Linked DNA regions of Homo sapiens: region 1 is linked to region 2. The links are chromatin contacts, found by Hi-C or POLR2A ChIA-PET in ENCODE. All regions are on one chromosome and are shown on one strand. The core of a region is the stretch at or near the end of the contact, and the rest is flanking DNA. Distances in the headings are between cores, read along the strand shown.

Region 1 (5,454 bases), core at 1,084-3,583, 230 kb after region 2:
TCTCCCCGAAAGGTACAACCAATCTCCAGTCCTTGAAATTCAACAGCTTGCTTTGTGGACAATGGCTAACAATGAGTCATTTGGTCTATCTGAAGGTCTCCTTTCCTAGATTTGCTCTTGTTTACTCTAGGACTTAAGGATCACTTAAGAACCAGATGGCTGGGTGCAGTGGATGACGCCTGTAATCCCAGCACTTTGGGAGGCCAAAGCGGGTGGATTGCTTGAGACCAGGAGTTCGAGACCAGCCTGGGCAACATAGTGAAACAACCGTCTCTACAATTTGCTGGGCGTGGTGGCATATTCCTGTCATCCCAGCTGCTCGGGAGGCTGAGGTGGGAGGATTGCGTCAGCCCTGGAGGGTGAGGCTGCAGTGAGCCCTCGAGTCTGGGTGACAAAGCAAGACACTTGTCTCAAAAAATAAAAATCTGAATAGTTTATATCCCTAGCTTATTCCAGAATATACTGGAATTTACTGTGCACGATGCTAAATAAGGCTAATAAAAACAACCTCTGCCCTTGATGTTAAACGTAGAAAACAGACATACTGAGATGTTCATCTCCACAATGAATAGTCCAGTGACAAAAGCCAAATAAATGCATGAAAATATACATTATGTAATCATGATGGTTCACTAATGAAACTTATAGGAATTTTATTTAACATTCTTTTGTAATTAATGCTGGACATTTTTCAGGTTTATGGTAGATTCCACAGCTTTCTGGGTTTATATATACACAATAAGAATAGAATCTTTAGATCAATCTCTTAACATACACACTATGAGATTGTTTTTGGCTTTTGTGCTGAGAAATATGAATTGGATTTTGCCTGGGAATGGGAGAGCAGATTGTCAGCTGCTTCTGCTTAGATTAGATCTTTTACAGTCCATCTCTGAAATTTATAATTAAAATGAATCCAGCTCAGAATTTAAGAGTGATTTTTGTGGCAGTGCGATTCACTTTCATGTAACTTGTGCCTTACTGGTGTTGACATTTTATTTTTACTCCAATTACTATTTTTAGTATTTGTATGGATAAACAAATTATAAGTACCTAAGAATTAGTGGCTGTTTAATGTGATCTTTTACAAGATATCTGAAAATGAAAGCCCATGCCAGATGGATTCACTAGACTTGAGAGGGTTAAGTTTTCATCAACAATTTAGCTGGTCAGAAGCAAATTCCAATTGTTTAAGAAAGAGCCTGTTGAAACGCTCTAGCAAAATTTTTGAAAATTTAGATGCTTTGTTTTTTCCATAAAAGGGAAGTGCTGGGTGGTTTCTAGAGGTAGTGCCACATAACCAGATTTAAAACTTGCATGAGATAAACTATCTGCAATGTGGGTGGCTACACTTGATGATTTTTACATTATTCATAATATATTTAGGAATAAAAACATGCAAAGGAACTTAAATACAGAAAATACAGAAATTTAGCTCACATTTTACGGCCTTTTACAGAAAATTTTTAAGAAAAAAAATTTTTGAGGCAGTAGATTTTTATTTAAACAGCCAGATTTTTTCTTTTTCTTTTTCTTTTTTCTTTTTTTTTTTTTCTTTTTTTTTTTTTTTTGAGACAGTAGTCTTGCTCTGTCACCCAAGCTGGAGTGCAGTGGTACGATCTCAGCTCACTGCAACCTCCGCCTCCCAGGTTCAGGTGATTCTCATGCTTCAGCCTCCCGAGTAGCTGGGATTACAGGAGTGTGCTACCACCCCCGCCTAATTTTTGTGTTTTTAGTAGAGACGGGATTTTACCATGTTGGCCAGGCTGGTCTTGAATTCCTGACCTCAAGTGATCCACCGCCTCGGCCTCCCAAAGTGCTGGGATTACAGGTGTGAGCTCCCGCACCCAGCTCAGATTTTTCAATTTAAAGATCATGAAAGAACATGCATTTATGTACAGTTTGGCTCAAGTTTATCCAGTTAGAAAGTATTCATTTTCTAACAGGGAAATTTGAATCAGCATGCTAAAGACTTGCTATCTTCCTAGATTATTTTATGTTTTAAATTTTAATTTATGTATTTATTGAGGGCCTTATAATGTGTCTAGCACTATGCTGATTCTGTAGGATTTGGGAAAATGTTAAATAATTTTTTGTGACAGACGGAATAAATGCATTTCAGAAAAGTTGGCTTAAAGTTTAAAAAAAAGGCCTGTGTGTATGTTATTCCTTTACTTAGAAGATATTTCCCATGATCAAAATAAAAATGAATGTTCTCCCCCAATAGTGGGGAGTACGTGGTAAGGCAGCGGGGTAGGCCTGGTGGACTGCAGTGTGCCTGGTTGGCAGAATACTGATTCTATCTGCTTCACCACCACCAGGGGCCAGTCTCTTGCTATAATGAAGGTCAGAGTTACCAGCACCATAGCCCTCTGGAGGAGCCAGTGTATTCACTACAGGCCGGTTACCTAGAGGTTCCAGGATTTTATCAGTGCTGATCATGTGTATTTTAATTTTACGGAACTATTAAAAGTCAATATACCGGCCGGGCGCGGTGGCTCACGCCTGTAATCCCAGCCCTTTGGGAGGCCGAGGCTGGCGGATTCCTTGAGGTCAGGGGTTTGAGACCAGCCTGGCTAACGTGGTTAAACCTCGTCTCTACAAAAATACAAAAACTATCCGGGTGTGGTGGTGCATGCCTTTTATCCCAGCTGCTTGGGAGGCCGAGGCAGGAGAATCGCTTGAACTGGGGAGATAGAGGTTGCAATAAGCTGAGATTGCACCACTGCACTCCAAACTGGGCGAGAGGGCGAAACTCCGTCTCAAAAAAAAAAAAAAAAAAAGAAGTCAATATACCCTTTGAACTGTTATTCAGAACGCTCTAATATGTTATCAGGGAACCTGGAAGGTTTTGTACTAGAATTGCTCTGCCCACTTTAACCATTCTGGATGTTAGAACTTCCATATAAATTAAACACAAATAGGGCCTGTTAAGTGCCAGGCACTGGAGATTCATCAAGCAAGAGTCTAATTGTGTCATGTTTCATCTGTGAAGAATACTTTCAGTTGAAAATAAAACCAGGGCTGCTTTTGGTCATTAAGACACAAAGGAATTCAATTAAAACAAAATCCAGGAAATTATCCACATTCTTCAGTTGTAAACTTTTTTTATTTTTTTTATTTTTTGAGACGAAGTCTCGCTCTGTCTCCAGAGTACAGTGGTGCGATCTCGGCTTACTGCAACCTCTGCCTCCCAGGTTCACACCATTCTCCTGCCTCAGCCTCCCGAGTAGCTGGGACTACAGGCTCCCACCACCACGCCTGGCTAATTTTTTTGTATTTTTTTTTTAGTAGAGATGGGGTTTCAACGTGTTAGCCAGGATGGTCTCTATCTCCTAACCTCATGATCCGTCCGCCTCGGCCTCCCAAAGTGCTGGGATTACAGGCGTGAGCCACCGCACCTGGCCAGTTGTGAACTTTCTATATCAAATGTTGCATGGCATTACAATAGTGTCATTTACTATGACCTGGCATTCATATGCAAAGAAAAACTTTTTAAAAATAGTGTTACTCACAAATTTTAATCCATGGATATTTACAGACATTCAAATTGTCAATTAGAAACATGATTTCAGTGGTGTTTTGATTATGTTGCTATTTCGCAAACACTACTTTTTGGAAAAAAAAAATAGAGATGGGGTCTATGTTGGCCAGGAAGGTCTTGAACTCCTGGCCTCAGGCGATCCTCCTTCCTCAGCCTCCCAAAGTGCTAGGATTACAGGGATGAGCCACCACGCCCTGCCCACTAAACACTTATGTACTGGAGGTAAATATTTGAAATGTCTTTTCCCAAGGAAAGACATTTATCTTTTAATCCTATTGAAAATTAATTTTTGCCATACCTCAATTCCAGGCAGTTATTTACCTCATTGCCCAAAATAACTGTACAATGTGCAGTAAGTTGCATTAAACAACCTCAGATCTTCTCCACAGATTTTTTTCATCAACAACTTTTTAGATTTGTTGTGTTATTGACAACACTTTATAATCTGCTCATTTTAGCCAGGTGTGGTGACTCATGGCTGTAATCCCAGCACTTTGGGAGACTGAGGCAGGCGGATCACCTGAGGTCGGGAGTTCCAGACCTGCCTCGCCAACATGGAGAAACCCCGTCTTTACTAAAAATACAAAATTAGCTGGGCATGGTGGCACATGCCTGTAATCCCAGCTACTCGGGAGGCTGAGGCAGGAGAATAGCTTGAACCCAGGACACAGAGGTTGTGGTGAGCAGATATTGCACTATTGCACTCCAGCCTCAAAATAATAATAATAATAATAATAATCTGCTCATTTTAACTTGGTAGTAAGAGTAATCAGGAAGTATGAAATCTGTCAATCACAAAGTACAAGAATTTTTAGGCTGGGCGCGGTAGCTCACACCTGGAATCCCAGCACTTTGGGAGGCCGGGGCAGGCAGATCACTCCTGAGGTCAGGAGTTTGAGACCAGCCTGACCAACATGGCAAAACCCCATCTCTACTAAAAATATAAAAAATTAGCTGGGCTTGGTGGCACACGCTTATAATCCCAGCTACTAGGGAGGCTGAGACAGGAGAATCACTTGAACCCGGGAGGCAGAGGTTGCAGTGAGCCGAGATCATGCCACTGCACTCCGGGCTGGGCAACAGAGGGAGACTGTCTCAAAAAAAACAGAATTAAAAAAAATTTTTAAATAGAGGGGGAGGCTGGGCACGGTGGCTCACGCTTGTAATCCCAGAACTTTGGGAGGCTGAGGCAGGTGGATCACCTGAGGTCAGGAGTTTGGGAACAGCCTGGCCAACATGGTGAAACCCATCTCTACTAAAAATATAAAAATTAGCCGGTAGTCCCAGCTACTTGGGAGGCTGAGGCAGGAGAATCGCTTGAACCCGGGAGGTGGAGGTTGCAGTGAGCCGAGATTGAGCTACTGCACTCCACCCTGGGTGGCAGAGTGAGACTCTGTCTCAAAATAATAATAATAATAATAATAATAATAATAATAATAAATAGAGGGGGAAGCTGGTACCTTATAACCGTAATGGGGCCTGGTGTTTTTAACTTATGTTTGATTTTCAGTGATGCCAAAGTAAGTTAACTTTCCCAAAAGAAGTTACTCCTCATGTTAGGTCCAGTAAATGGAAATATTATTTATGGGTTATAATTGCTGACCTTGTCCAGACATGTGTTAAACATTTTGTACATGTCTCATTTAATTCAAACAGTCCTCTGACAGTGTTTCCCACCCCAGAACTACTGAACTGAAATCTCTGGGAGGTAGGATCTGGGACTAGCATCTCAGGTCAGCCTCAGATTAAGTTTTGAGAGCCACCAGCCTGTACGAATATGTGCTATTATACCCATTCAATAGATGGAGGGGGAAATAGATGTAAGGAAGTTAGGTAGCTTATTCATGGTCCGTATGGCTCCAGTACGCCATTGCCTCTCAAGAAAACAAATACAAAATTTGCACTAAAAT
Region 2 (6,241 bases), core at 2,589-5,088:
CATCTGAGCCTATATTTTCTTTGTGGGTAGGTTTTAAATACAGAATCAGTTTCTTTAATAGGGATTTTTTTTTTTTTTTTTTTTTTTTTGAGATGGAGTCTTACTGTGTCACCCAGGCTGGAGTGCAGTGGCACAATCTCGGCTCACTGCAAGCTCCGCCTCCTGGGTTCAAGTGATTCTCCTGCCTCAGTCTCTGGAGCAGCAGGGACTACAGGCCAAGCCACCATGCCCGGCTAATTTTTGAATTTTTAGTAGAGACGGGGGTTTCACCATATTGGCCAGGATGGGCTTGAACTCCTGACCTTAGGTGATCCGCTGGCCTCAGCCTCCCAAAGTGCTGGGATTACAGGCATGAGCCACCACACTGGGCCAGTTTCTTTAATAGAGCTATTTAGGGATCTTTTGGACGGAGTTTCGGTAGTGTCTTTCCAGAAATTTGTTTCATCATACAAATTTATCGAAATAAAGTTGTTCAAAATAGTTCCTTATTCTTTTAATGTTTCTAGGTACTCACTTTCCCAATTTTGGTAATTTCTTTCTTAATTTGGCTAGAGGTTTATTAATTTTATTGGTTCTTTTTTTCCCCTAAAGAAGCAGTTTTGTATCGATTTTCTTTCTGTTGTTTTGGGGTTGTTGTTGTTGTTTTTGTTTTGATTGATTTCCTTTGCTTATTTATTTATTTGAGACAGGGTCTTCTTCTGTCTCCCAGGCTGGAGTGTAGTGGCACAATCTTGGCTCACCACAACCTCCACCTCCTGGGCTCAAGCGATCCTCCCACCTCAGCCTCCCAAGTAGCTAGGACCACAGGTGCCCACCACCACACCCAGCTAAGTTTTATACTTTTTGATAGAGATGAGGTTTTGCCGTGTTGCCCAGGCTGGTCTCAAACTCCTGGGATCAAGTGATCCTCCTGCCTCGGCCTCTCAAAGTGCTGGGATTACAGGCATGAGCCACCATGCCTGGCCTTATTTTTGTTTGTTTTAATTTCATTGATTTCTGCTTTTTTTTTAATCTTCCCTTTAACCTACTTTGGGTTTAATTTGCTTTTTTCCTTAAAGTTTAAATTTAGGTTATTGAATTGAGCCCTTCTTTTTGAAAACAGGCAAATATAAGAATATCAGAAGAGGGCCGGGTGCAGTGGCTCACACCTGTAATCCCAGCACTTTGGGAGGCCAAGGTGGGCAGATCACTTTAAGTCAGGAATTCGAGACTAGCCTGGCCAACATGGTGGAAACCCCATCTCTACTAAGAATAACAAAAATTAGCCAGGCATGGTGGTGTGTGCCTGTAATCCCTGCTACTTAGCAGGCTGAGGCAGGAGAATCACTTGAGCCCAAGAGGCGGAGGTTACAGTGAGGCGAGTTTGTGCCATTGCACTCCAGCCTGGGCAACAAGAGCGAAACTCCAACTCAAGCAAAACAAAACAAAACCAAAAGAATATCAGAAGGAAAAATGCAAAAGTATATGACTTTTACAAATATATGACAAATTAAAATTGAATTTTGAGTTTTACCAATATTCTTACATTTGTATCATGGCTTTTTAAAGGTCTTTTTTCTGATAATATAAATAATACATCCTGTTAAAAAAATTTCAAAGGATATAGAGAATAATGAGGAATGGCATTAGTCAGGAAAGGCCAAATCCCATTGACTTAATGCAACAAAGGTTTATTTCTTGCTCATACTATACACCCATTGTGAATCGCCAGGGGCTTTGCTTCACATGGTCACTCAAGGACCCAGGTTGACAGAGGCTCCACCATCTTGTAATGTACCATCTGGAATGCATTGCCTCCCCGCCTCCCCAGCCCATGATGGGGAAGACAACAATGAAGGGCAACTCATCTGCAATAAAATGTTTTGGCCTGGTAGACCATTAACTGTAGGGATCAAAGAACAAAAATCCTCCATGGGCAGAAGCAGAGATGAAGCAGGCATGTGGGTGAGCACTATAATTCTACACTGAAGGAGAAAAATAAAAATCATCTATCCCCTACCTTGAGATAACCTCTGCTTGCTGTCTTCTGCCTGGCCTCACTGGCCTTCCTTATCGCCAGCCTTATGTTTGGGTTGGTGGGAATTACTCCTGCTTCTGGCAGATCACTGATAATTCTTGGTTATGTTCTACCTTTGCGCCTCTTTTGTCAGATTTTATCAGTGTATAAATAAAACAGGAAAGGACAAATCAAGAATCTCTCACTAGTTGTCTTAATAAGGAAATTTCATATTTCTTTTTAAAACTTTGCTTTAGAATATCTCTGGAAATATATACAAATAACTGGTTATAGTGGTTGTATCTAGGGAGGGAAACTGGCTAGACAGCGCTGGGCAGAGTGGGGGTGTTGGAGGGAGGATTGGGTGGCACAGGTAACTTTCACTGTAATACACATCTGTCACCCAAGTTTTGTATCATGTAAATTATATCACCTATTTTTAAAAATAAGTAAAATAAAAACATTTCCATATTTTCTATATTGAATATAACTGTACTGTGCAAATGGATGAATGCAAAACATTATCAGAGTTGAGTGACTTTTTTTTTCCACTGAATTTGGACACATCAAGCGAAGACCACATTTCAAATACAAACTCTTCAAAGTTTATATTTACCTTTTGGAGGGATAAAATTTCATTATCCAAATGGATAGTCAAGTCACAATCCTATGGATATCAGTAATCAGTACAGTCACTGTTACTTGAATGTCGCTTTTTTATTTTTTTAATTATTATTTTTTTTTTGAGATAACTGTGTCTCACTCTGTTGCTCAGGCTGGAGTGTAGTGGTGCAATCTCGGCTCACTGCAACCTCCCCGTCCTAGGTCCAAGCGATTCTCCTGCTGCAGCCTCCTGAGTAGCTGGGATTACAGGCGCCCGCCACCACGCCTGGCTAATTTTTGTATTTTTAGTAGAGATGGGGTTTCAGCATGTTGACCAGGCTGGTCTTGAACTCCTGGCCTCAGGCAATCCGCCTGCACCAGCCTCCCAAAGTGCTGCGATTACAGGCATGAGCCACCACATGTTGGTTTTTTAGAAAGCTCTTTCACATACATACATTGGGTCCTTTTCTACATTTCCAGTGAGTTAAGCCATAATTGTGGTTTACTGAAGAACGTGAGCTTTGAAGTCAGACTTGAGGTTGAACTTTAGCTCCAACACTTACGAGTCATGGGACCTAGGGAAATGTACTTATTAACCACAAGCCTGTTTTCCTCATGGGGAAAAATTATATATACCTTTTATGACTGTTGTTAAGAATTAGAAAAACAGTATGTAAAACCCCTGATAAGGCTATTTCTCCCACAGGCTTGCTCCACTTATCGGGCTCACCAAATACAGCTGCAGTATGAATTCCATCTTCTACACAACAGTAAACCAGAATGTTCATGTTCACAGCGTTCATCTCCCATCCTGTTGTCTAACGCACATGGTTTTTTTAAACTTTTCTAAGATTGCATGAGATTCTGCAACACAACTGATTATAAAAACACTTGAAGTTTTTACCTTTTTTTTTACTTTCCAACTCTCGTGAATGTACAGAGGACTTTCCAGAAGCTACATGATGTGTGATATTTCAGCTGATGAAATGTAGATGTATAGGTAATCGGTCAGAGTGGTGGGAGAAACTGTTGGGAAAGGAGCAGGCCTTCTGAAAGGTCGGAAGGCTTCAGGGGAGAATAAGCTGAACGCAGCTGTTCTCTGACCTTGAGGCAGAGGGCAAGGAGTAGGTACAAGGACGTGTAGGAGAATTTATCTTAAATAGGCTTGTTCACTTGTGTTGTCCAGAAACGACTTTTGATCATCAGCGCGCATGACTGCTCCCTGAAAGGAAGAACAATAATGTTAATTACCCGCAGACTGTGTTTGCTCCAGGCTTTCGGCATTATGTCTGTACTGAATAAAAGCAAGCAGCTCCAGCTGTTCGAGGCTGCTCTCTTCTTCAGCCATTAGTGCCGGGCAGCCCACTAGCTGCTGTTACACTGCATATCTGTGTCTGAGTACTCCTTTCTTCAGTTGCTTGGCCAGGGTCTGTGGGACAGACCCAGCAGCTGGTGCCCTGTGTGAGGAACGCTGCAATGGATCGCGACGGAACCCTCGAAAACGAAGGTGAAGAGACTGCGCAGTAAGCCAGTAATTGGAATTGGAGCCCTCTTGGGATTTCCAAGTTCGAGGGAATTTTCAAGCTAGGGTTTCACATTGGGACAACACTTACTCAACAGAAACAGCATATAAAAGTATTGAAACAACTGCTTAAAGCTGGTGGAGCCTCAGTTTGAGGCCCAATTAAGGGACCTAATGCAAACTCTTGTTTTCCATAACCCATAGTTCCCAGAAGAAGGCACGTTAGACCTAGAGCTCTGGGAGCAAGTGGGAAGAAATCTTAAACGACATCATGCACAAGGGCAATGGGGTCCCAGTAACATCTTTAACATTATGGGCCTTAGTTAGGGCTGCTTGGGAGGAAGAACCATCATCTACCTTACTGCCTCCGCCTCCTCCCCCAGCCCCACCGTTACCGGGTAAAGGTGCCACAGAGGAGACAGAGGTTTTCCCTGAGCCCCCTCCCCCAATAAACTGGAAAAAGGACAAGGGATACACTACAGTTATGGGACCCTGTCTTAAGCAAGCGGCATTAGAAGGGGAGCTCTTGGTCTGCCTGGTAATGCAAGATCAACAAGGCAATCGGGTACATGAACCCATTACTTTCAACACTTACAAAGAGATAAGAAAAAGCATTAGAGAAAATGGAGCCGCTAGCCCGTTTATGAAAGGATTAATTGAGGCCATGGCAGACAACTTCCATATGACCCCATGGGACTGGTCAGTGCTAACTAAAACAACTTTAGAGGCAAGTCAATACCTCCTCTAGAGGGCAGAATTTGATGAATTATGTGCAGCAGACCGCTTTACGCAAAGCCAGAACACGAGCTGTAACTACTGCGCCTGTCAAACCTGGCACTGCACACATCTGTACTCTTCAATCAACAAAACCTGATGCAAAAAAAAGGGGGAGATGTAGATCAGTCAGAGTGGTGGGAGAAACTGTAGGGAAAGGAGCAGGCCTTCTGGAAGGCCGGAAGGCTCTACATAGCTTCCGGGGGAGAATAAGCTGAAGGCAGCTGTTTTCTGACCTTGAAGAGGGCAAGGAGTAGGTACAAGGACGTGTAGGGGAATTTATCTTAAATAGGCTTGTTCACTTGTGTTGTCCAGAAACCGACCTTTGATCATCCGCATGCATTACTGCTCCCTGAAAGGGGGGACAGTAATGTTAATTACCCACAGACTGTGTTTGCTCCAGGCTTTCGGCATTATGTCTGTACTGAATAAAAGCAAGCAGCTCCAGCTGTTCAAGGCTGCTCTCTTCTTCGGCCACTAGTGCTGGGCAGCCCCCTAGCTGCTGTTACACTGCTTATCTGTGTCTGAGTACTCCTTTCATCCGTTGCTCGACTAGGGTCTGTGGGACAGACCCGGCATAGATGAAAATTCAGCTGTCTGCTATTAAGCCAGACACTAAAGCAAGTTGTGAAATGTGAAACAATGCCACTCTGCTCACTAAATTATTGTTTGGTAAAATATAGTAATTTTTACCATATTATTTAAATAACATTTTAAAAATGTTATTGATGTTAACATGCATCAAGGGTCAAAGGGTCCTGAAACCAAACACTTTGGAGGACAGCTGCTTTATCCTGTGGCTGAAAACTATAAAGCAAGATTCCTTTAAGTAAATGTGGTGTATGCATCAATCTCTCCATCTTTGGTGTGCTTTCAATCCAAGTATCCCCTTTCTTCCTTTTGCAAGAAAGAAACTAAGAATGTAAGCAGTTACTTCCTGGCTTCAGTCCCACAAAAAGCTACAATTTTTCTAAGCAGTGATCTGGAACCAGTTTAACTGGACTCTTGCTATTAAGATAGCTCTTAATGATGTTTCATTTTGTTTTCTATCTTTCACACAGAGCTTACTCACATAGCATATTGGTATATCAAAATGAAATGCAAGGAACCAAAAATAACATAATTGAAGGCAGTAAAAGTGAAATTAAATAGGAAGATCATCAGTCAAGGAAGACCCACTGGAGAGTAAGTATGCAAGTTGTTAATAATTAATTGGGTTACAAAGGGAAAAACAGAGACTGGGTCAGTGAAACGAAATCATGGTTTGTTTCCCTGAGGCCCTGCTAATACCTCCAAACTGGGCCAGATCGTAAAGCAAGATACCTTGAAAAGGACTTTCATGTTAA

The links. A loop is a pair of places that touch in the nucleus more often than their neighbours do. ChIA-PET counts read pairs that join two places held with the same protein, here RNA polymerase II (POLR2A). Pooled maps may share reads with other maps.
Region 1: a map of K562 shows a loop between it and region 2 (2.1-fold over the local background). The contact joins two enhancer-like sites. A Hi-C loop is called at or near these places in 1 of 168 maps with a recorded cell type or tissue (K562) and 2 of 50 pooled maps. POLR2A ChIA-PET finds 5 or more read pairs at or near these places in 2 of 52 experiments (H1 and OCI-LY7).

What each region holds. Positions count from the first base shown.
Region 1 is chr3:170,308,003-170,313,456 of GRCh38, forward strand. No RefSeq gene overlaps it. Among named protein-coding and RNA genes, the nearest start is that of SKIL, 47 kb to the right of the region's middle. Within about 2 kb of position 2,334, at least 3 of the 41 ENCODE cell types and tissues checked have a DNase peak (open chromatin) inside an H3K27ac peak, as active enhancers do.
Region 2 is chr3:170,073,818-170,080,058 of GRCh38, forward strand. GPR160 (G protein-coupled receptor 160) reads left to right here. Exons shown (of 4, transcript NM_014373.3): 3 at 5,957-6,080. LOC124909456 (a long non-coding RNA gene) reads right to left here. Exons shown (of 2, transcript XR_007096157.1): 2 at 1,650-3,821. Among named protein-coding and RNA genes, the nearest start is that of GPR160, 39 kb to the left of the region's middle. Within about 2 kb of position 3,839, at least 2 of the 41 ENCODE cell types and tissues checked have a DNase peak (open chromatin) inside an H3K27ac peak, as active enhancers do.